Regions from separate parts of the Homo sapiens genome. Here regions 1 and 2 are each linked to region 3. Evidence: chromatin loops called from intact Hi-C (ENCODE). Cell type or tissue: OCI-LY7. All regions are shown on one strand. Each heading gives the region's core, and the rest is flanking DNA. Links, peaks and the distances in the headings are about the cores only. Region 1 overlaps PRDM15 (PR/SET domain 15). Region 2 has its middle 36 kb from the start of RSPH1. Region 3 overlaps ABCG1 (ATP binding cassette subfamily G member 1).

Region 1 (7,890 bases), core at 2,855-7,854, 370 kb after region 3:
CTGGGCTGAGGGTGTCGGGCATCTCCCCACATCTCAGAGCTCAGCACAGAAAGGAGTCCCTGCTCCCTTAGCCCTGTCTGGGGAGGTCACCCTGCTAGGCGAGCAGGTTGTGGTTGAACCCATCCACCCATCTGGTAACAACAGAAAGTTCGGATTCCTTGTTCTAGACCTTTCCCTGTTTGTACTGAGAAGGGAGTGAGTAGGGTCTCCCCAGGGAGTGGAGGTGTTGTGGCGTCTCCCCAGGAATCAAGATGCGGGTCAGGTGGTCCAGCCGGATCTGGGCTCTACCAGCCCTCTCTGGCTTCCCCTGTGCAGGCCCCGGTCGCACCCTCTGTTGTGTAGTGTGTGTGGAAGGGGGGAAGCGTTGTGCTCGTTCTGCTGCCCCAAATGAACAGCCCCTTCAACACCAGCTGGCCATGTTAGGTGTCCCACGAATATCTGGACAAGAAATGGACTTCGTTTTGTTTGAGCTGATAAGATGGTCTTGTGGGTGCCAGGCTGCAGATTCCAAGAACAGCATTGTTGGCTTGCAAGATTTCTTCAGTAGCACAGGCTTTGTTTGAACTTTCTTTCAAGTACGTGAACCAGGAACCCCATACACAGGCTTAGTGTCAAGTGGAGGGAAGGCAGCGGCCTGGCCAAAGCCAGACCAGGGTGGTCCCTGGAGGCCACTAAGGAGAGAGACCCCAGGCCGGGGCCACCTCCTGTCATGGACGGGGGATGGCAGAGGCCAAGCGCAGGTCATTGTGGTAGCATTGGAACCTTGCTAGGTGCTTTGTAAATATCGAAAACAATAATATAAAAGTTTAAAATCCCTTTTTATATGGAACATGTAAAATTTCTCCTCCAGATCTTAGTGCTAATCTGACTAAACTTCTGAACTTTCTTGGCGTAACTTGTGCAAATGAAACATTTGGAACTTTCCAACCACTCTTAATTATCTGGAGGTGAAGAAGGTGTCAGGTCAAAAGATTTATCAGGGCTCTCTTATACATAGGGTGCTACATACAAAATACATAAGAATTGAACAAAAGGAGTGAGTGGAAAAGTCACTTTTAAGCTTCTGTCTTTCATGGTTAAAGATCTAGTAGAGGCTGGGCGTGGGGTCTCATACCTGTAATCCAAAATGGGAGGCTGAAGCAGGAGGATTGCTTGAGGCCAGGAGTTTGAGACCAGTCTGGCCAACATAGTGAGACCAAATCTCTACAAAAAATTAAAAAATTAGCTGGGCATGGTGGTGCGTGCCTGTAGTCCCAGCTACTTGAGAGGCTGAAGCTGGAGGATCGCAGGAGGTCACGAGTTTGAGGCTATAGTGAGCTGTGATGGGACCATTATACTCCAGCTTGGGTGACAGAGCAAGACTGTGTCAAAATAAAATGAAAGAAAATAAATCTAGTAGAAAAAACAGACCATGTGCATGACATTATGTGAAACTGAGATAGTGGTTTAGGAAGAGTCAGCTTTTTGGGGGGATCACAGAGGATGTGAGAGTAATTGAAGGGAGCAAGGTGTCAGGGAGGGTGAGGTTAGGGCTCTGTCTTGAAAGACGGTGGAACCCCCATGGTGGACTGAGGGGAAGTGGCTGTGCCTGGGGTGGACCTCGCGTCCACAGCCTGGGGTGTGTTAGGGGGTGTACCAGGAAGTGGCTGATTCTCTTATCAGACGTTGACCTGTCCCGTGTGCTGGTGCCGAGGAGGGTCCAAGTATATCCCACTGTGCAAGGCTGCCACAAGCCTTGCCCTCTTGGCCGTTGAAGTGTGGTGGGAGAGACATGAGATCAGTCACACACAGGCATGGCTACACGGGTGACGGTGCTGTGAAGGAAATCGCAGAGCGCTTTTAGAAAGCATGCCACGCTGTGGACAGGTGGATCAGGGAGACCCTCCCTGAAGAAGTGACGTTAAGCTAAGACTGAGGAGTGAGCAGGCATGGCAGAGAGGGCTGGGGAGTGAGGAGTGAGCAGGGGAGTGAGGAGTGAGCCGGGGAGTGGGGAGTGGGGACTGAGGAGTGAGCAGGCATGGCAGAGAGGGCTGGGGAGTGAGGAGTGAGCAGGGGAGTGGGAACTTGCAGAGAGGGCTGGGGAGTGAGGACTGAGCAGGGGAGTGGGGAGTGGGGACTGAGGAGTGAGCGGGCATTGCAGAGAGGGCTGGGGAGAGGGCCAGCCTTGGGGGGCGAGCATGTGGAAAGGCCCAGAGGCAGGACCCAGCTTGGCGTTCCGGGAAGCGTGGCTGGAGAGGGTGGGGGTGGGGAGGTGAGGTGAGAAGGCTGCTGAGAAAGGCAGTGCCTGGTCATGTGCAGGAGTTTGGGTTTTGTTCCTGGGACAGTGGGAAGCCAGTGAAGCTTCAGGCTGGCAAGCGATGTGATTGGATTTATGTTCTAGAAGAACTGCTCTGCAGTGTGGAAAATGGGTTGGCGGCCCAGGCAGAGGAGGAAGAGTTATCTGGAGACCCTTTGCAGCCTTACAGGTGGGAGAAAGTGGGATGTGGCCAAGGGAGGTAGTAAGGGGGGCTGCAGGTAGTGGGTGATGGGCGGGTGTCAGAGGGAGGCGAGAGAGGTCACAGCGGTTCCAGGTCTCTCTGACAACTGCGTCCTAAGATGTAGGAGGTGGGGGCAGAGAGACTTTGTCAGGAGCATCCAGATGTTTTTACTTTTTGACATGTTGGTTTTTGGGTTGCCTGTTGCCTTCTGAATGAAGATGCAAATGATTTTCCTTTTATAGATTGTGTTTTTGGTGACAAGCCTAAAAACTGTGGCTTGCCCTAGAGCCCAAAGATTTTCTCTGTTTTTCTAAGTTCTATTATTATTTAATATTTTATGTTTTAAGACTGTGATCCATTTTGAGTTAATTTTCTAGTAAGATATGAAGTTATAGTTCATTTCTTTGAATGAACTGTGGATGCCCAGTTGTTCCTGCACTAACTGCTGAAATGGTTGCCCTTCCTCGCTTGGATTTTAAAATCCAATCCGCTTTTGTCTTTGTAAAAAAATGCAGGCCAGGCGCGGTGGCTGACACCTGTAATCCCAGCACTTTGGGAGGCCGAGGTGGGCAGATCACGAGGTCAAGAGATCGAGGCCCTCCTGGCCAACATGGTGAAACCCCGTCTCTGCTAAAAATACAAAAATTAGCTGGGTGTGGTGGCACGTGCCTGTAATCCCAGCTACTCGGGAGGCTGAGGCAGGAGAATCGCTTGAACTTGGGAGGCGGAGGTTGCCGTGAGCTGAGATCGCGCCACTGCACTCCAGCCTGGGCGACAGAGCAAGACTCCATCTCAAAAAAAAAAAAAATGCTTTGGGCATGTTTGTTTAGGTCTATTTCTGGGTTGTCTGTTTTGTTCCATTGATTTCTGTCCACCTTCTCACCGGTATCAAAGTTTTTATGATGGTAGCTTGATAATTAAGTTTGAAGTCAGGTAGACTGAGTCTGTCACTTCAGCCTTCTTTTTCAAAGTTGTTTTTAACAGGTGTCTTCACGGAGCGTTCCGTGTAAGGAACCTGAAGTCACCCCCCATTTGCCTGAAGTCACCCCCCATTTCCCGTTTACCACCAGGTTAGATGCAGATGGTCCTGGTCTGAGCTTAATTGACATTTCTGATAAGTTTGGTTTCCTGATATTATTACTGTGGTCTTACTGTGATGGCAGGTGTGTTTAGTTAGTTTTTGTAGTAGTAGTCATATAAATTGTAAAGAGATTTTTCAGGCAGAGCAGTGGTTCTCAGACTTGAGCTGCATCCGAACCACGTGGAGGGTTTTGCAAACAGAGTGCAGGGCCCTCTGCCAAGCCTGATTCATCAGGTCTGGGGGTGGGAGGCAAGGATGTGCATTTCTGAAATGTTCCCAAGCAGTGCTGGCACTGCTGGTTCCTGGTCCAGGGACCACATTTTGAAATCACTAATGTAAGGTAAGTCTTCCCAGGATTGGTGGTTGAGATAGGGGGACCTCACACTTTTTTTTTTTTTTTCTTTTTGAGGTGGAGTCTCACTCGGTCGCCCAGGCTGGAGTGCAGGGGCGTGATCTCAGCTCACTGCAACCTCCACCTCCCTGGTTCAAGCGATTCTCCTGCCTCAGCCTCCCGAGTAGCTGGGATTACAGGCACGTGCCACCGCGCCTGGCTAGTTTTTGTATTTTTAGTAGAGATGGGGTTTCACCATGTCGGCCAGGCTGGTCTCGAACTCCTGACCTGAAGTGATCGCCCGTCCTCATCTCTGAAAGTGCTGGGATTACAGACGTGAGCCACACGCCTGCCCAGGATCTCGAACTTCTAGTTCTTTTTTCCTCTCCTTTTCCCTGAAACAGTACTTCCTGTGTGCCTTGTTCTGGGATGTCTTGTGTGCCTTAGAGGTCTGGAGACCACACTTCCCCTTCTATGAAGGCACTTTCTGAGTGTTAAAGGGAGTTTTGCCAAGACAGCAAAGACTTTGAAGATGCTCCGTTTATCAGGCCTGATCTGCAGCCCAGGGTGGCTGTGGCCTCTGATCTTGGGCCCAGAGGAGCCGTTTTAGAGAGGCCTCATTTTGGGGACCAGATGCTGCTAATCGGGACCCTTATTGCCAGGACTCGGACATTTACATAGAATCAGAGTGCAGCACAGGGGGCTAAAACCCTGCTCTCCAGCTTCCCTCGCCCCTCTCTTCTGGGTTTCCTCTCCCAGCAGCTCCGCTCAGAGGGGACCTTTTTTGGGGGCACCTAGAAGGGGTGGGCAGTCTGTGAGAGGTGTAGGCCAGAGGCAAGGTCTGCCCCGGGGAGAGGCGGCCACACAAGGCCTCAGGGGATTCGTGCAGGCTCCCAAGTAAGCAAGGCCAGGACGACTTCCTTCCATCCTCCCACTCCGATTCCAATACCTTTGTTGGGACTCTGTGTTCTGCGGTGATCTGACCGCAGTGTGGGGCGCCTCTTAAGGCCTATCGTTCCCATCGCCCAAGCTCCTGACCGTGAGTCACGTGGGTTCCTGCAGGGGGCACGCAGGTCCTACACCTCCAGTAGCACAGCAGCAACTCATGAAAGCGTGCGCCCTCCCCACCCCACTCTGGGTTTCTTCTGCCCTTTGTCCTGTTCATCTCCTGCTCACTGCCCAGCTGAGCCCCCATCCCAGACTGGTCCCTATTTGCGCCGAGGTGCCCATCCACAGGAACTGGGGCAGGCAAGGCCGAATGCGGCTATGAAACTGAGTCACACTTGCTAGAGCCGCACGAGATACCTTTGAACGTGAATGTGTGTTCCCAGGAAAAGAAGATACAGTGCTGTTTTGGGAGAAAATTTCACCCCCCTCCCCTTGTTATTTCTGGCATTTTAAGGGCAAATTGGAACTCTCTTTCCTCTGCCTCACTTCCTTGTAGCTAACTCACTCTCCTAACTTGAAGTTTTCAACCCGGCACTGCTCTCAGACACACAAGTTCAGTGACTGTGAGTTTCCATATGAGTTTTGCACGGTCTGCTTTTCACCCTTCAAGCTGCTGGGGATGAGCGGGGTGGAGGGCGTGTGGAATCAGCATTCAAGAAGTGCCAGCATGCACACTTTCCTAAACCACTCAGCAACGGGCATCAGAGAAGCAGGTTGCAGGAAGGACATGCCGGTGCGCACAGTTGGGGATTGGGGGGGGGCAGAGGAGGAATAATCATTTGGTGGCACATACTGTGTGTATCTCACTTTATGCTCCTCCCAAACTGCATGAGGTGGGTGTTTTTATTTCCATTTTACAGCCCAGGAATGTGAGGCCCCAGAATGAACAATGTCTAGATCCACCCTGTGAATATATGTGTGTGGGGGGTGTCAGTTTATGCTCATCTACCCACTATGCAAGTGTTTCTGGAGGTGAACCTCAAGGATGGATAGGGAATAGAATTATTGGATCTGATAACAGCTTATGTGGGAGCACGAGAGTCCTCCACAACGTCACGCATTGATTTAGTCCCCAGAGAAGCAAGTGTTTATGGGGCACCAGGCATAGGTTAGGAGTGAGGGGAAAAAAAGTGACAACCGGCTTTTTAAAAATGGTGATATAGGTGGGCACGATGGCTTGTGCCATAATCCCAGCACTTTGGGAGGCTGAGGTAGGAGGATTGCTTGAGCCCAGCAGGTAGAGGCTGCAGTGAGCCTTGATCACACCACTGCACTCCAGCCTGGGCGACAGAGCAAGACCCTGTCACCAAAAAAAGGTGATATATTTGTTTTAAAAATGGAAATTGATGGCTAATATGAAAAGATGAAAGTCTGAGTTCATGAGGCCATTCAAATCCATTGCTTTCATTAAAAATAACATTATTTGAGGTGAGAAGATGTTTCAGGGATCCCAGCCCCATCCCACAATAAGAGGAGACCCCACTGTGTGCTCTCTTTAGAACACCACGTAATGTTCCTGTACTGGCTGGAGGAGGCCTTTAGTAGGAATTGTCTTTAAACATTATTTTGGTAAGAGGCCAGGCACGGTGGCTCACACCTGTAATCCCAGCACTTTCAGAGGCCGAGGCAGGCGGATCACAAGGTCAAGAGATCGAGACCAGCCTGGCCAACATGGTGAAACCCCGTCTCTGCTAAAAATACAAAAATTAGCTGGGTGTGGTGGCTCACACCTGTAGTCCCAGCTACTCAGGAGGCTGAGGCAGGAGAATCACTTGAACCTGGGAGGCAGAGGTTGCAGTGAGCCAAGATCCTGCCACTGTACTCTATCTATCCTGGGCAACAGAGGGAGCTCAATTTCAAAAACAAAACAAAAGTATTTTGGTAAGAGCTTGTCATTAATGAGGCTCTCTTGTATCCTGACAGGTGTCAGAGATGGCTGAAGATGGGAGCGAAGAGATCATGTTCATCTGTAAGTGACCCAGGGACCTGTCCCAGGTCCGAGACCAGCCCTATGTCATAGAACACAGATGGGCGTGGCGCTTGCTGTCTGGGCAAAGCCACGTCTACATTTGGTTTTTATAATATAGAAAAGCTATATATTTAAAATTTCCCTATGAAACATTTATTTAATAAGCAGTACACTACAGGGGTATGGTTTTAATAGGATCACCTTTCTCAGAACTCCTGGCCGAGGGCACTTTGCAGGGGGTAGCACTTGATTCAGAAAAGTAATCCAGGGCTAGGCAGGAGGGATGAACCTGCTAACATTGGCCATTTTCATTTATGCTCATTCTTTGGGGAGGGTCTTGGTCTTCGTCACCATGGAGGTGACCGTGCTTGATTTGAGGCGTGCGGCGGAGCTAGAGCTTTCCCTGGGGGCGTGTCCTGCCTTTGCACTCCTCATGTGTGCACGAGTGCTGACAGAGGCCTTCGGGACACAGGCCTTCTGCCATCCAATGCACCCTCCCTTGCTTGTCTTTGCAGTGTCGGCATGCATGTGTCTCATGACTCTGGGTCACCCTCATGGGGCCAGGGTCCCCATTTCCCAGGTTTGTGTTCTTTAGGTGTCTCCCTCCCTGGGTGCTCTAATGCCCGGATGTCTGCTTGCAGGGTGTGAAGACTGCAGCCAGTACCACGACTCCGAATGTCCCGAGCTGGGCCCAGTGGTCATGGTCAAAGACTCCTTTGTGTTAAGCAGGGCAAGGTGAGTGACCGCCGTGAGCTCCCGGGCCTTCCATATGCCAGCTGCGGCAGGAGCCTAGTGGCCTTTGGGTCTGCAGACGGGGAGGAAGGAGCCTGAGGGAGAACAGAGGCACTCTGAGTGAGAGCCAGCGATTCCGCTCCCACTGTGAACTGAGCAGCGTTGCTGCCGGGACACACCAAAACACGTGCTTCAAAGCTCCAGAGTGAGTTTCTTTGATCCACTCCAGGGTTCTTAGCTGGAGCCCAGCTGTTCCCGACACAGTGTGTGGAGGCTGCAGAAGAGTGGACTTGCCAAGGTGGTTGACGTGCTGAGCACCAGCAGCCAAGCTGGAGGTCTGCTCGTTGGCTTC
Region 2 (6,431 bases), core at 1-5,000, 230 kb before region 3:
TTTACCATAATTAGCAATTCATCCAGTCAATAACTATTTCTGGAAAGCTAAGGGTGTGCCAGGCACTGTGCCTGGGGCTGGGGTAGGCCAGGGATGCCCTCCAAGCATTCGTTATTCGGACCCCGTATTAGAAAGTTGGTAGAGAAGCAAAAGTGGTCAGACTGCCTTGAAAATATTTGCCACAAACGCACCATTTAAAGGCTGCACCCTCACTGAACACCTGCCCTGTTTAGCCTGAGCATCTCTCTGCCTCTAACCATTGTGTCCACGCCCTTGGCAATCAGTTTTTCTGATTGTCAAATTTTCCACAACACAATACAAATATAACACCAATGGATGGCAAAGGGAAATTTTCAATCTTGGAAACGCTGTAAGGTTTCATGGAATTGATTAACATTATGTGGGGGACTACTCAAATTATACACAAAGCTACTGACAAAGGAGGTTCTGGAAAAATGAGACTAAGTAACAATAGGGTATGAGACTGTCAACAACTAGTCCTTTGTTTCCTTACTTAGGGGGATAAAAGAAAAAACAAACAAACAGAAACAAACCAGCCCTGACAAAACAAATAATTTAATTCAAAGGATGATGAAGAGCTCTTGGGAAAATTAAAGGCCATACATATTTTTGTAAAAATGACTCTTTTGCTGAACACATGATGTATTAAGTCAAACATGAAGTTAAAAATGTTGCGTTCTGCTATCATAAAACATAGTCAGAAAATGTATAAGAACTCTACTGCCACCATTAATGTTGACTTACTATTATTTTAAGAATTTGGGCATAGTTGCAATTTTGCCTAATTTACCTTTTCAAAATACAAGGTAAAATGGACCAATGTTCATAATTTTTAATTGATCAAGATAGACTCTAAATCAAACCCTACTTCTCACTATTTACTTTGTATTTTGGTTTAACAGGATATGCTGTGCATGACTTTGTACTGTTTATCTCCTGATAAGGAGAACTTCCTGCTGTGTTAATTTGCATAATTACCTTTGTGCTGACCCTCCCCCTCACTGAAATGTGAGGTCTGTGAAGGCACCATCCTCTCAGTCAGGATCCCAGCAGGAAACAGATGGCCTCTCGCCATAGGAGAGTTCAAGGGCCCTCATGTTGGAACCCTGTGATAAAGGTGGCAAACCGCCTTAAGTCTGGTACCTGGGATTTAGCCATGAGGCAGGATTCTTCCTAGCAGACCTGGGCTTTCCCCACCTAAATATGTCAAGCAGCACTTAGTAGGTCTCTGTCTCATGTCTGGGGTGCCTGTGACCAAGGACCCATTGCCATAGACAATTATGGGTCAAAATACTGTTACCTGCGATCCCTCGCTCCTTGGGGCATTGAGACCTGCCTTGTCTCTGATGGTTAAGAGCCGCCCCTACTCTGGTGCTTAGAGTGGCGCTGCCTCCAGCCCACAGAGGACGGCCCACAGAGCTGGTGAAGGACTCACCAATGCATTTCCTCTCTTCCTCCGGGCCCCTTGGGGAAGAAGCATATTAGGGAAGGTCTGAGTCAGTTGCAAATAGTAGGCACCTTTCTACATTTCTATTTCCTTGAGTCTTTGAGCTCTGTTCTCTAGAGCGTGCCAGGATTTCAAGCTTTTCAATCTCATTAACTTTGTCCAATTAGCCAACCTGGAGGATTATTAACCACTTTCTCAGGGGTTGAGCCAACATATTAAACCCTGAAACCCAGCCTAATCCAGGCTCGCTCTCTTCCATGTGGGGCAGGCACTGTCAGACTCCACCCCACACTTGCTCCCAGGCTCTAGCTGCTACCTGCTAGAGTGGACCTGCAGCTCCATGTTGAGGCAATCTCCTCCCAGGGGGGTCTTGGGCCCTCCTCACCCTGCCTCTGATGGTCTCAACTGTTTTCTGGGACTGGAGGCAATGAGAGGTGTGATGTGGGTCCTGGGGAAGTGGCATCAGCTCAGGAGGCAACTTCCCCAGGTGCAGTCATTGCAAGGCTTTTTAATAGAGGAGTGTTGGGTTCCATGGGGGATGGGAGGTGAAAGGAGGAGAGAGGAGGGGAGAAAGAGAAGGGAGAGCAAAGGGGAGCTGCCTCTGTAGACAACAGGGGTTCAGGGGAATTGGCAGCTCCAAATTTCCAGCCTCTCTTTCTTCTCTGCCCAAATCTCTCCATGTGTCTTTCCCCATGGACACCTTGTATTAGTCTGTTCTTGTACTGCTGTAAAGAACTACCTGAGACTGGGTAATTTATAAAGAAAAGAGGTTTAATTGACTCAGGGATCTGCAGGCTGTATAGGAAGCATGGCTGGGAAGGCCTCAGGAAACTTACAATCATGGCGCAAGGCGACAGGGAAGCAGGCACCTCTTACAAGATCAGGGCAGGAGGAAGAGAGAGAAGGAGGAGGTGCCACACACTTTGAAACCAGATCTCGTGAGAATTCTATCACGAGAAGAGCAAGGTGGAAATCCACCCCCATGATCCAGTCACCTCCCACCAGGCCCCACCTCCAATACTTGGGATTACAATTGAACATGAGATTTGGGTGGGGACATATCACACCCTTTCCTGGTAAGAGATCAGGCAGGGTTGAGCATTTAATCGGAACCTCAGTGCTGCTCCTTATAATCAGGCCCATGCTTGGCCCTTGGCACAGATGTCCTGGGACCAGAGAGATGAGGGATCCCTTCAAAGCTGCCCTGGAAGCCGCTGGGTCTCTGCACCTGTTCTTAATTGTATGCTTGTGGTTTTACATTTCTCCTTTTCCCTGGGCAGGTGCCCTAGGGGGATGGTGACTGTGGCTCTGTGATCTCTAGTTGCCATAGTGACTGAGCACCACACGGACCTCCACGCTCTGCCTGCTGCCTGCACTTCCGCCCGTGCTATCCCTGAAGAGAGTTTCAGGAGCGGCGCCTGCTGTGGTGACTTGTGCCCCATTACTGACCAGCAAGGAAGTGACCTACACTTGCGGGTGACCCAGAGTCCAGTGCTAGGAGGTAACAGCAGCCCATTTGCCATTGTGAGCACCCCTGGGAGTCCCATCAGAATCAGAGGCTCCACACCCCTCCCTCAGTGCATGAACCATCCCTGTGTGGCCTGCTCCTAAGACCTTGACCACATTTCCACCACAGTCCTGTGGAAGCTGGCACACGGTAAGGGTTCCTGGAAGGCAAGTGATAGTCTCTGCAGCTCCCCAGTGAACCCGGGGCACTCCAGCCCTGCCCTCACACCCCACGTCACCTGGGGAAATGATACGGTTTTCGCCCACAGCTGAATCTTTGTAGCGAGAACTTCCTACTCAGAGCTCTTAGTGAGCCCCTGGACAAAACCCAAAATGCTCAGGAGCCATGATCAAGGGTGGGGGCCAGGAGGGAAGTGGAGAACTGGGGCTGCTTTGGGGAGGGGCCACTGCTCGGCAGAGCCTCAGATCACAAGGGGGAATTTCTGTGGATGAAGAGCCTGCAATTTGATTCTTCATCACATTGTAGGAAGAAAAAAAAAAAACACGTGTATACAAATGGCATAGACACACACACATAGATACATATACACACACACATCTGTAGTTATGAAGTCGCAGGATCATCTTCCTGTCATATAGGAGTCTTGCCTTTGAGGAAACCTGACCTGAACACCTGACTGCCAACCTCCCAGGGCCATTCTTTGTATTGGATCTGTAGTGGCATTCCTCCACAAAGCCACTTCCCCAAGAGAAATGATTCTCAGGTTGAGCTGCATCAGAATCACCTGGAGAACCTGTCCAATCACAGATGGCTGGGCCCCATCCCAAATTTCGGATCCACGCCTGAGCATGTGCATTTGCAGCAAGTTTCCAGTGGGGACAGGTGCTGCTAGTCCAGGGGCCACATTTTGAGAACCATCAGCTTTCACGGCTCAGTGTAACAGTCGTCCAGTTCAAAGACTGGTAACTTCCAGGTTACATCAGCGTCACAGTTAGCTAGCTCTGTGATCTCTGCGTGTTGTATAATTTCTTCATTGCAAATCTCACATGTTGCCTTGAGGATTGCATGAGGGAGTGCAGGGAACGAACTTCGTTTGACACCTCCACGTGGGAAGCCCCTACCTGGTAGTTATTGGTGCTGCATGGTTAAATCCACTCAGTTTCATTTTATCCACTTGCAATCCAGAACACAGCTGCTGCGTAAGATAAATTTATTTGAAAACAATTTTCTAGAACTTGGATTTGTAAGAGTATGTAAAACAGAGTGTGGAAGGCCAGGTTTCACTAACGCAGGCCTCCATAACAACTGCTTCAGTACTGACCGAGTAGTTAAGTTAAATATTAAAAGCTAAGAAAAGCCAGTGCCCCTATACAAAGGCTGAAATGTAACAAAAGCCCACCAAGGGTTTTGCCCAGGCCTTTCCTGGGCCTTAACGCATGACAAAATAATGAAAGAATTCTTAACAGGACCCATTTAGGATTAAACAAGTTTTACTGGGGTTAAAAAACTCCCCAGGCTTCCACAAACAAGTTTATTGGAAGTCTGAAGGAACTCCCCAGACCTCCAAGATTTAGCAGAAGTCAAGATAAGGGTAATCACCCCAGCACCTGGACTCATTTAGATAAGTAAATTTACTGAGGCTGCAGAGGAAGGTCTTCAGGACTCAGACATTAGTTACAGATTAAAATAAGTTAATCACTTAAGTCTTCAGATGAATGCACACTTACATGTAGACATAGAGCTTAGAAGGTATACAAGCTCTGGAAAACTTTGTAATTTTGAGTTGGTCTAGTGATAATTTCCAGGCCTTCTCCCTGTAACTGGTTTCAGAAATAAAAACTCTCCTCCTCCCCAGTTCATCTGCATCTCATTATTGGGCCACAAGAAATAGCTGCCCGACACTCAGCCTGGTCCGGGAACAAGAGTACACTGCATTCCCGGATTTTACTGCTTTTTGCAAATACAATAAAAAGGAGTGCCCACAAAATTAGAAACTTTGACAGATTAGAGGCTATATTAATATCATAAAGAGTGTTATAACTAGGTTATATTAGTTTTACCACCACAATAAAAACAACTATTGAAATAGAATGATACACAACTAAACTCTGGGGATTATTTTATTCACTTTTAATATGACCACAGTTTATGGAATGGGGACTATGATCAAACACTGCGTATGGAGTCAGGCTTGGGCAGGAGTGGGGGTGGCTATGTGGAAGGAGCATGGAGTAGTAAACTCATGTTGCATCCCTGCAACGTCATGGCAAGATATGTATGTGAGTAAATAATAATACAGCAGCCAGGTGTGGTGGCTCATGCCTGTAATCCCAGCACTTTGGGAGGCCAAGTTGGGTGGATCAGGAGGTCAGGAGATTGAGACCATCCTGGCTAACATGGTGAAACCCCGTCTCTACTAAAAATACAAAAAATTAGCCGGGTGTGGTGGTGGGTGCCTGTAGTCCCAGCTACTCGGGAGGCTGAGGCAGGAGAATGGTGTGAACCTGGGAGGCGGAGCTTGCAGTAAGCGGAGATCATGCCACTGCACTCCAGCCTGGGCAACAGAGTGAGACTCCATCTTTAATAATAATAATAATAATAATAATAATAATAATACAGCGCAGAATGAAGAGAGGTATGTGGAAGAGGGACTGGAAGGGGGTTGGTGGCTAAGGGACGGAGGAACCAACCTGAGCTCATGTAATTACAACCCTAGACTGCCTGTGCCACTTCGAAATCTGGCTCCTGTGTTGTGCGAACATGGTAAGAGTGTCGCTTTCAACCAACGCCCCAAAATGTAGACAACTCAGAAATTAACAGAATCATCCAAATACCCTAACCATCATAAAGATATATGTAAAGTGCTCTATCAGTTGCCATTGGCTATGGGTTCAGGGAACACTGGCCTCTCTGTGCCTCACCCGGTGGGTGTGACAAGAGCTGGCCCTCCGTGGGGCCCACGGGAAGCCCTTGGGCATTGGTACCAGTAGCCTAATATCCCAATCTAATTAAAAAATTAAAAACATGTTATATCAGCTTTCTTGAAGTATATTTTGTAGACAGTAAAACATCCATTTTAAGTGAACAGTTCAATGAGTTTGGACAAATGTAGGCAACCATGTGACCACCTAATATGGTTTGGCTGTGTCCCCACCCAAATCTCATCTTGAATTGTAGCTCCCATAATTCCCACATGTTGGGGAGGGACCTGGTGGGAGATAAGTGAATTGTGGGGGCAGTTTTCCCCATACTGTTCTCGTGGTAGTGAATGAGGCTTGCAAGATCTGATGATTTTTATAAGGGGCTTCTGCTTTCGCTTGGCTCTCATTCTCTGTCTTGCCTGCTGCCATGTATGATGTGCCTTTCGTCTTCTGCCATAATTATAAGGCCTCCCCAGCCATGTGGAACTGTGAGTCCATTAAACCTCTTTCCTTTATAAATTGTCCAGTCTCAGGTATGTCTTTATTAGCAGCGTGAGAACAGACTAATATACCA
Region 3 (7,930 bases), core at 1,290-6,289:
TCCTGAGTTTGGCACTTGGATCAGCCCTGTTCTGCAGATGCAAAAACTGAGGCCCAGGGTCACATGGTTAAGAAGAGGTGGAGCTGGCATTCAAGAGTAGGCTGCTTGACCCAGAATCCAGGCTCTTACCATTCCCCAGCCACCCCTCTGTCCATCCACGGTGCTGTGCGGCCAAAGAAACAGCCCTCAGAAACCACCTGCGTGAAGCTTAGTCAGAGGTGGCTCATGGGTTTGACACAGCAAGGGAAGATCAAAACAGCCCAGCATCTCAAGGCTCTTGGTTTTCCTCTCTACTTCTCCTCTCTACCAAGCTGTCTTTGAGGGTAAAAGTATAGGCTCTTCTACTGTGATTTAGCTTTTTGTGATTCCATTCATTCATTTGCATGCCAGCTCTGAGCCAGGCACTGGCTGGGCAGCTGAGACGCAGGGGTAATTTTGGAAGCTCAGAAGAGAAGCACAAAATCCCATGCTGAGTGCCATAATCCCATGATCGTAGGGGCAGAGGAGTACGAAGAGTAACCAAGAAAGACTCTCCTGGCCACAGGGTTAAGGGTGAATGAAGGAAGGCTTCCCCTAGCCTGGGGAGATGAGGTGGGTTCTTGGTAGAGAGAGTGGCCCAAAGAAAGCACAAATGCTAGAATGACTGGCAGTTCAGCCTGGCTAGCCCATGGGGAGTGGCTGCGGAGACGCAGGGCTGGGAGAGAAAAAGGGCTCCAAGAGAGCCCTGCTGGCCAGGCTAAGCTCTTTGAAATTCATATTCTAGAGACTTAGCCAACTCAGATATTGAGGTATAGTTCTCAAGAAGCACAGAACGCCCCTGGGAAGAGAGAAGGTGACAAAATGATGCTGCCCATTTTCCTCTCTAAACCAGATGAAATTCAGAGAAAGGCTGCTGGGTTTGGGCAGGGGCACATGGCACATTTATGACAACTGAAGGGGAGGAGGCCTAGAGGCACAAGGCTGGATGGCCTCCTGCTCACACCATTCAGGACACGGCCATTTTCTGGACAAACTCATTCGCAGGTCTTCAGAAACAGGAAACCTGCAGCTTCTGCTGTAATTCTTAACGTGAGTGCTGATAAATATGAAACTTAGTGAAAGGGCTCCTCCCTTTTTCACCAGACTTTTGTGTAGAGTACATTCTCATGTTAGTGACACTCATCCTTACTGTTTTTAGTAATGTAACACCATAGTTATCATAGATGTACCCTTCCTTCTTGTTGCAAAGGTTTTCATCCACCACCATCTCTGGTTTCCTGTGTGCCCCTGTTGGCTTAGTGGGTTTAGGCTTGGAAACTGTAATTTCTATATGGGCTTACAGAAATGCCAGCTCCACAGTCACAAAATCAAATAAGCAAGCAGGCAATGAAAACCCAAGAGTGCAAGGAAAAGCAAGCCCTTGGGTCTCTTTGCATTTGGTCAGGAGCCCAAAAGGTTGAGCAAAGCGTCTGAAAGACAATGTTTAACATTTCACAAAACACCTAAATTATGCCCAAAGGAACTAGTCCCGCCGGGTGTCTAGAGAAGGCCCTGGTCTCCAGAGACAGCAAAGCGTGGCACCTCCGACTCCACTGAGGTGGCCCCAGGCCTTGCGGATACTCAAACACAGTACAGCTGATGGAAATGATGTTTGTTATCACACTTTTGGGTTCACACACACAAAACTGTAATAGATGCCCTGGAAAACACTCCGTAAAGTTCAGCTGTCATCTGTCCTTGCCTCTAACCTGCCTAGGGTAGAAGTGACTCGGCAGGCAGCCGGGAAGCGTGACCTTGCCGCATGATCTCCGGATTCCAGCCGGCTTAGCGGAGCCAACGCTGCAGATTCCCAAGGGCAATTCCAAGGTTCCAAACCCCACCCTGGCCACTTTTCAGTGCTGACCCCAGAGAAGGCTCAGACATGCTTGGATCAACCCCAGGAGGCCCTGGCTCCCTTACAGCTTCACCCCACACTGTCAGCTAAAAACAAAACCAGCACGTTTTATAAGGAATCAAAAATCAACTGTCTCCTAGGAAAATTGTGCCACCTGAAGTAAAGACCTGTAAATCAAAAATAAAATTCAAAGGCCCCCTGAACCATGGGGATGGACTCCCTCCTTGGCCAGGGCACTCTAAAATTTCCCCTGAAAGACTGGTTCAGGCCATGACGGGAAGTGGCGGTCCGTCTGACATGCCTTATCGTAGCCTGTAACATTAACATCAACACAGACCTTAAGTCTGATACGAAGCATTTACAGTCTGTTCTCTCTCAAGCCTGCTGCCTGGAGGCCTCATCCGCATGATACAACCTAGGTCCCCACAGCCCCGTATCGTAACCCAGACATCCCTTTCTATCGATAATAACTTAACCAATTAGAAAAAAATTTAAATTTACCTATAACCTGGAAGTCCCCCTTTGGGCTGTCCCACCTTTCTAGACGGAACCAATGTACATCTTAAATATTGATCACTGTCTTACGTCTCCCTAAAAGTATGAAACCAAGCTGTTCCCGACCCCTTTGGGCACGTGTTCTCCTGGTCTCCTGAGGCTGTGTCACGGGCCATGGTCACTCAGGATAAATCTCTTTAAATGTTTTAGTTTGACTCTTTTCGTGGACACACCTCTCTGATTTAAACTGGAGTCTGGAAGATTCCCGCAGTCCCCCGACGCAGCTGAAGCCACAGGGGCGCAGACTCCACACACCCGCGGGCCGTTCCCCTGCGGACACCACACCAGCATTTGAGCGCCATTTCCATTCCCGGGGTCTCCCAGTCACCGCTCAAGCCTGAATGGAGCGCAGGCCGCCCCGGGTGGCAACACCTCCACCCTCAGGTCCACACTGGCGACCCTTCCTACTGCCAGCGCTCTCAGGCTTCCTGGACCGGTGTTCCTGGACCTGGGGAGGAGAACACCAGCACGCGCGGGGCGCCGGGATTTGCATGGCCCGGGTGATCCCCTATGCATAGGGCCGCCCCTGTCCCAGGGAGGCTGCGACCCCGCTCGGGGCTGCAGCTGCCTCCTCGCGCTTGGCAACAGCGCGGGGCGCCCGCAGCCAATCGCGCCGCTCCCCGCGCCGCCGCTCCGCCGCGGAGGTTACTAGCGAGCGTTGACCGGTAGTAACCCCGGCGCGGGCGGTGGCGGCGGATGGGCGGGCGCTGCACACGCGCGGCAGCGCGCACCCGCCCCGCCCGCACCTGCGCGCGCGAGGGGCTCCGGCAGCGCTGTTTTCTCCCGGGCGTTGAGCTCGGGCAAGAGCGCGAACGTCACCCTGCGTCCACAGGCCTGCAGAGTCAGCACCTGCACCAGCCAGAGAAAGGACGGGCTTTTTTACTCAGTATGGAGAGCCTGCGTTAGAGCTGACACTTAGTGGGCAGAGCCCGGCCTTCCGGGAGCCTGCACATCACCACGGGCCAGGATGAATCCCGCCCTGGGAGGGAACGTCTGGGTGGAGGCCAGGTGGCCTGATAACCCCAGGGCCAGGGTGGGCAGAGGTGTCCAGTGCAGCCCCCAGCCAGGTGCGGGGAGCTCCAGACAAAGGACAGAGGCCAAAGATGCCCCCATACCTGCATCCATGAAAGAATTCCCGGAACACGTGCCCCAGGAGGAGGAGAGGCCTTTTGTAGCTCCTCATTGTCAGCAGGGTTTGGGGTTTATGTCTTGGGTAAGGAAAACTCAACCCAGCTTATTTTATTATCTGGGTCTGAGCGATTGCAAAGAGATGAGTTCTCAGTGGCGCTTATAGAGGCAGGGAGTTGGGACTCCAGGTGTTAAGTCCAGTCCTGGACCTGCCCCCTACCTGCCAGCGGTCCTGGGCAGGCCCTCGTTCCCCCTCCACCCTCCTTCCCTTCTGGAGAAGATGCCCATACTGATGTGTGTCCCATGCTGCTCCCCAAAGGCTTAATGAGGCAAAGCGCCAAATAAAGCAAACACGATTTGCTCAGTAAACACCAGTTATTTTTAATTAAAACAACAACAACAAAAAAAAACACTTCTCCCAAAACAGTGGGAGGAGAGAAATAACAACTGAGAAATCCCATAAAAACTCCTGCCAAAAGGTTCACTTTCAAGACAGGCAGTTGAGATATCAGAGAGGGGGACTTTTTTGGTTGGAAGGCACCAAGTTGCCTTATAACAGTAAAAGAAACAGAAAGAACGTGACTCAGGTTCTGCCCTTCCAGCGGGTTCCACCCTTATCAGTTTACAGACAGCAAGAACCTTCCAGCAGGGGCGCCTGCCCACTGACCTGCACCCTGCGGATGCCGCAGTGATGCCCACCTCCCAAAGCAGGACTCTGACCTCATTTCCTGCAAGGGCCATGTGCTTCTTATTTCCTCCTCTCAAGGTAGCTCTGGATTGTAATGTATTTGGTTATTGTTCTGTACTTGGCTGGGCTTTTCCCCTTGATTTGTGAGCTTATTTCAAGACCAAGATTAACTTGGTCTACGGAGTTTCAAAAAACAGAACCTGGATCCACAAATGAACATTGCTCAAATACAGATTGCAGCTCAACAGACAGAAGCATTTTCTAAGAATGAGGGTTGTGCAAACATAGCCCGGCTGCCTGGGAGGTGTCAGTTCCTGGTTGCTGGAAGTGCTCAGACAGAAGCTGGCTGTCCCTTGTCAGAAATGGTGCAAGAAGGCTCCCTCCACGGGGCAGGAGGGCGGGCTACGGCAGCACGACTCCTTTTGGCTCCAAGATTTGGACTCTAAATATAGGTCTCAGCTGGATGTAATCACAGCCCTGAAGTCACCCTGGTGTGTCTTACTTTTGACACCAAATGCCATTTACCCCACAGAGCACGGAGGTGACAAACAGCACACAGCTGACAAAGTGGGAAGTGAAACTCTTGGCTGCAGGTCAGACTGGATCCCTGCAGGCCCACCCGCCACCACTCATGACTGAAAACCCATCTTTTTGCGTTTTTTCACAATGTGAGCAAAAACAGTCGGCACTGGGTACATTGTATTTGAGAGTAAGTTTCCTATGCAGGTGTTGGAACTTCATCAACTGAGTTTGATGAATGCACCTCCATGACAAATCCCTAGTTTTACGGTTTAGTCCTTCAGGATATATTTAATCTGACCCACATGGTTTTCTTTGTTCATAGCTAATCTGTTGATTCTAGAACTGAACTCAGAAAGAGCAGGTGTATGGTTACTAAACATTTTTCTTCCTGCCAATTTATAAACAAAAGAAACGGTGTCATGTTCAGCAAAATGTCACCTTTGGTGATTTCTTGGACTGGTGGATTAGGTTCTGGTTTATAGGGAGGGCCTCCATTTGAGAACGTGAACTTTTCAAGATACAAGCCTATTCAAGGCAGTAGAGGAAGGCAGGGGGGCACCCACCATGCAGGTGAAAACGATTGTGGTAAGAACATCCTCCAGCAGTTAAACAGTGACACCAACCCCCACGGAGCAGAGCACAGTCCTACAGAGTTGCACTGAAGGGGCCAGATGGTTCAAGAACAGGAGCACTCTCTGGGAAAATGACAAAGTATTAACATGTCCAAATAAAGAACCTGCCAATCTGAGGGTGGCAAAGAGAAAAGCAGACCCCAAGGCCAATGTTGGCAGAGCCATCTGAGCCTTGTCCAGGGAGGCTGCCACCGCTAACAACGCCACACTAAGGAGTCACACACCCAGATCCCAGGCCCAAGCTGGTGAGGGTTTGGTTTCCCTTGCAACGTGCTCACAGGGAGAAAATGTGCTGGCTGGAGGGGAGCATCTAGACCCCTTGGATATGAAGCCTGTCCAAGAAAGTAGCAAACCCCTTTGGTCTTGCACATGGCGGCTAAACATTCAACTCTCATGAATCTGCTGTGAGAGTTGGTCCATTCTCAAAATTTTTTCAAAGCCTCTTTGGGGCCCTGTAAGGCAGAGGGGTCAGAACTGTTCCAGAAGACCTCATCACCAAAGGAGTGCTACCCCTCAGGGCCTGAGTGGTAGCCCACCCACCTGGGGGCCACTGAGAACCTAGGAACTGGCCCCAGCGGGGAAGAGAAGGGTTCTCCAGTCCTCTGAATTCTCCAAGGCAGACTCTTTGTCAATGCCCCAGCCTCAAGCAAGCCATCCCTGCAAGTGGCCTGGGGCCACGACACTGCACCAGGGGTCAGCTGTCACCTCCATTAAAGGCAAAGGACTAAAAGAAATGTCCTGTGGGCCCACAAGAAAGCCCACTTTAGCACAACAGCCTCAAAGAAGCACAAAAGTAACTCACTTATGCTAGGGAACTATCCATCCCCCTTCAGCCTGAGCATCTGCCCCTCTCAAAACCCCTAGCCACAGGATCTCCACACTCTGCCTTTAACCGGGCTGCCTCCCCTCCCTGTTCTAGCAGGTTGGATCAAGTCACTAGCACTTGGTTGGAATCCAGTCTTCCCTTAATGGAATTCCTGAAAGGATTTATTCATGATGCCTTCCATGCACTTTAGCTGGCCTGTCATTACAGGCCTTGTGAAATGGCTATAGAAATTAAGAGAAAGCAACCCCGAATTTGAGAAAGGTGTCCAAATGCATTTTTATAGCGTAGAAGCAAACCAATACAGATAATCTGACTTGGCGCTGCCCGGAATATTTAACCCCTTCCTGGTTTTTGGCAAGGATGAGCCTGGAGGGTTGGGTTTCAAAGAAGGAGGCGACATTCCATTCCATCAGAGCGTCACCATGTGGAGGCCACGGCCTGACTGCAGATAGGAAAGAAAACGCTCTAAAGCCCCAGATATGACTACATTTGTTCTCAACCTGAACTTCGCCTCAAGGTAATCTTGGGAGGTAAATTTGATTTCTGAGAATCGCTTCACCTGTTGGAGAGAAAGCACGCCATGCACATCAGCCTCCCCTTCCTGGTGAGAAGAGGGAAGCTGGAGCCTCTCCAGAGGGACAGGAAATCCCTATAAATGGCCAATGGCCGCTGACATCCAAGCAGGCCAATTAAAAGGAAAATACATCAGTTTACAGCCAAGGCAACCCCACACCATTTCATAACACGGGGCTAGGCACAGCTGTGCCTTGGTGGTCCAGTCCTGTGCCCACGTCAGAGCTAAGCACTTGCTACGCTCCTTTTTGGCCTGAAATCCCACAGACCTGGTTCTGAGTTCCTTCCTCCCCACTCCTATGACCTTGGTCACGTCTCTGAGCCTCATGTCACAGGTTTCCACAGGAAGAATGTGCAGATCCTTCCTGAATCGGCCCCATGAGCCAAATGGATTGAAGAACGGCTATCATTCAGTCAACTACGCGTGGGAACCGCCGGGATCTCCTGGGGGATGGGCAGTGTACGAGTACCCAAGCATTCCATTTGTTCACTGTGGCCAATCACGCCCTAATAAAATGAGACCCTTGTGTGAATGGGCTCTGAAAGCAGCTTACGATAAAATCTGCTCATCCCCATCATCTTTACCTAAGAAGAATTTTATTCTGTGAACTTACTCTTAACCACATTCCTAAATGTTCTCAACATAGTGTCTACTCTGTAGGAAGAAAAGGCTGCTTTCAAAAGAGTCACACCTAAGGGTGAGGAGGAACAAATAAACCAGATCACTCTGATCTGTCCCCAGCGCAGTTTGTGTGACAGCACCAAAGCTGATATTGTTCCGAGCCATTTGTCCCATCAACACAAGCTACGTGAGTGAATTCCTTGAGGGAGAGTAATTACTGTATCTGAGGCCGGGGAAATTATCCTTGGGGTGTACTCCTCTCTCCTGAGAATAGTTCCTCTCACAATTATGTTTTCTGCTAGGAATCTATTATATGATCTAGTTTTCCCTCCAAAGACATCATTAGTCATATGGTGAAAATGTAACTACAATTGAAAATACAAGATGTTTTGTTAAAATGCCATATTCAACGCTTAGTAACTGTCAAGCTCAAAAGTTTTACAGAATCAGTGCCTGGCATCTCTTCTTAAAAATGCCGCTACTGTTTCCCGCATCGCCTTTCTTGTAAGGA

The links. A loop is a pair of places that touch in the nucleus more often than their neighbours do. Peaks named below come from ENCODE experiments on the same cell type or tissue, not always from the same donor. Only the 100,000 strongest peaks of a DNase experiment are listed, where the experiment ranks them.
Region 1: it touches region 3 in a loop (5-fold over the local background); 4 of 110 quality-filtered maps call a loop at or near these places.
Region 2: it touches region 3 in a loop (2.8-fold over the local background); 5 of 110 quality-filtered maps call a loop at or near these places.

The regions. Positions count from the first base shown.
Region 1 is chr21:41,859,243-41,867,132 of GRCh38, reverse strand. It overlaps PRDM15 (PR/SET domain 15), which reads left to right. Exons shown (of 24, transcript NM_001040424.3): 2 at 6,761-6,806; 3 at 7,448-7,541. The coding sequence starts at 6,770. Among named protein-coding and RNA genes, the nearest start is that of PRDM15, 16 kb to the left of the region's middle. RefSeq lists enhancers at 1,409-1,458, 1,759-1,818, 2,339-2,428. In OCI-LY7, for the core only: a CTCF peak has its summit at 4,948 (motif pointing right); DNase peaks (open chromatin) are centred at 3,612, 4,392, 4,952, 5,592 and 1 weaker place; H3K4me3 peaks cover 3,321 bases; H3K27ac peaks cover 3,548 bases.
Region 2 is chr21:42,457,341-42,463,771 of GRCh38, reverse strand. No RefSeq gene overlaps it. Among named protein-coding and RNA genes, the nearest start is that of RSPH1, 36 kb to the left of the region's middle. In OCI-LY7, for the core only: no CTCF peak of the experiment used is centred there; DNase peaks (open chromatin) are centred at 1,021, 1,416, 2,761 and 3,211; H3K4me3 peaks cover 3,767 bases; H3K27ac peaks cover 3,952 bases.
Region 3 is chr21:42,230,060-42,237,989 of GRCh38, reverse strand. All of the region lies in intron 2 of ABCG1 (ATP binding cassette subfamily G member 1), which reads right to left. Among named protein-coding and RNA genes, the nearest start is that of ABCG1, 15 kb to the right of the region's middle. RefSeq lists an enhancer at 672-721 and silencers at 2,994-3,063, 3,074-3,273. In OCI-LY7, for the core only: CTCF peaks have their summits at 2,919, 4,017 and 4,224; DNase peaks (open chromatin) are centred at 3,099, 4,249, 4,799 and 5,339; H3K4me3 peaks cover 4,812 bases; H3K27ac peaks cover 5,000 bases.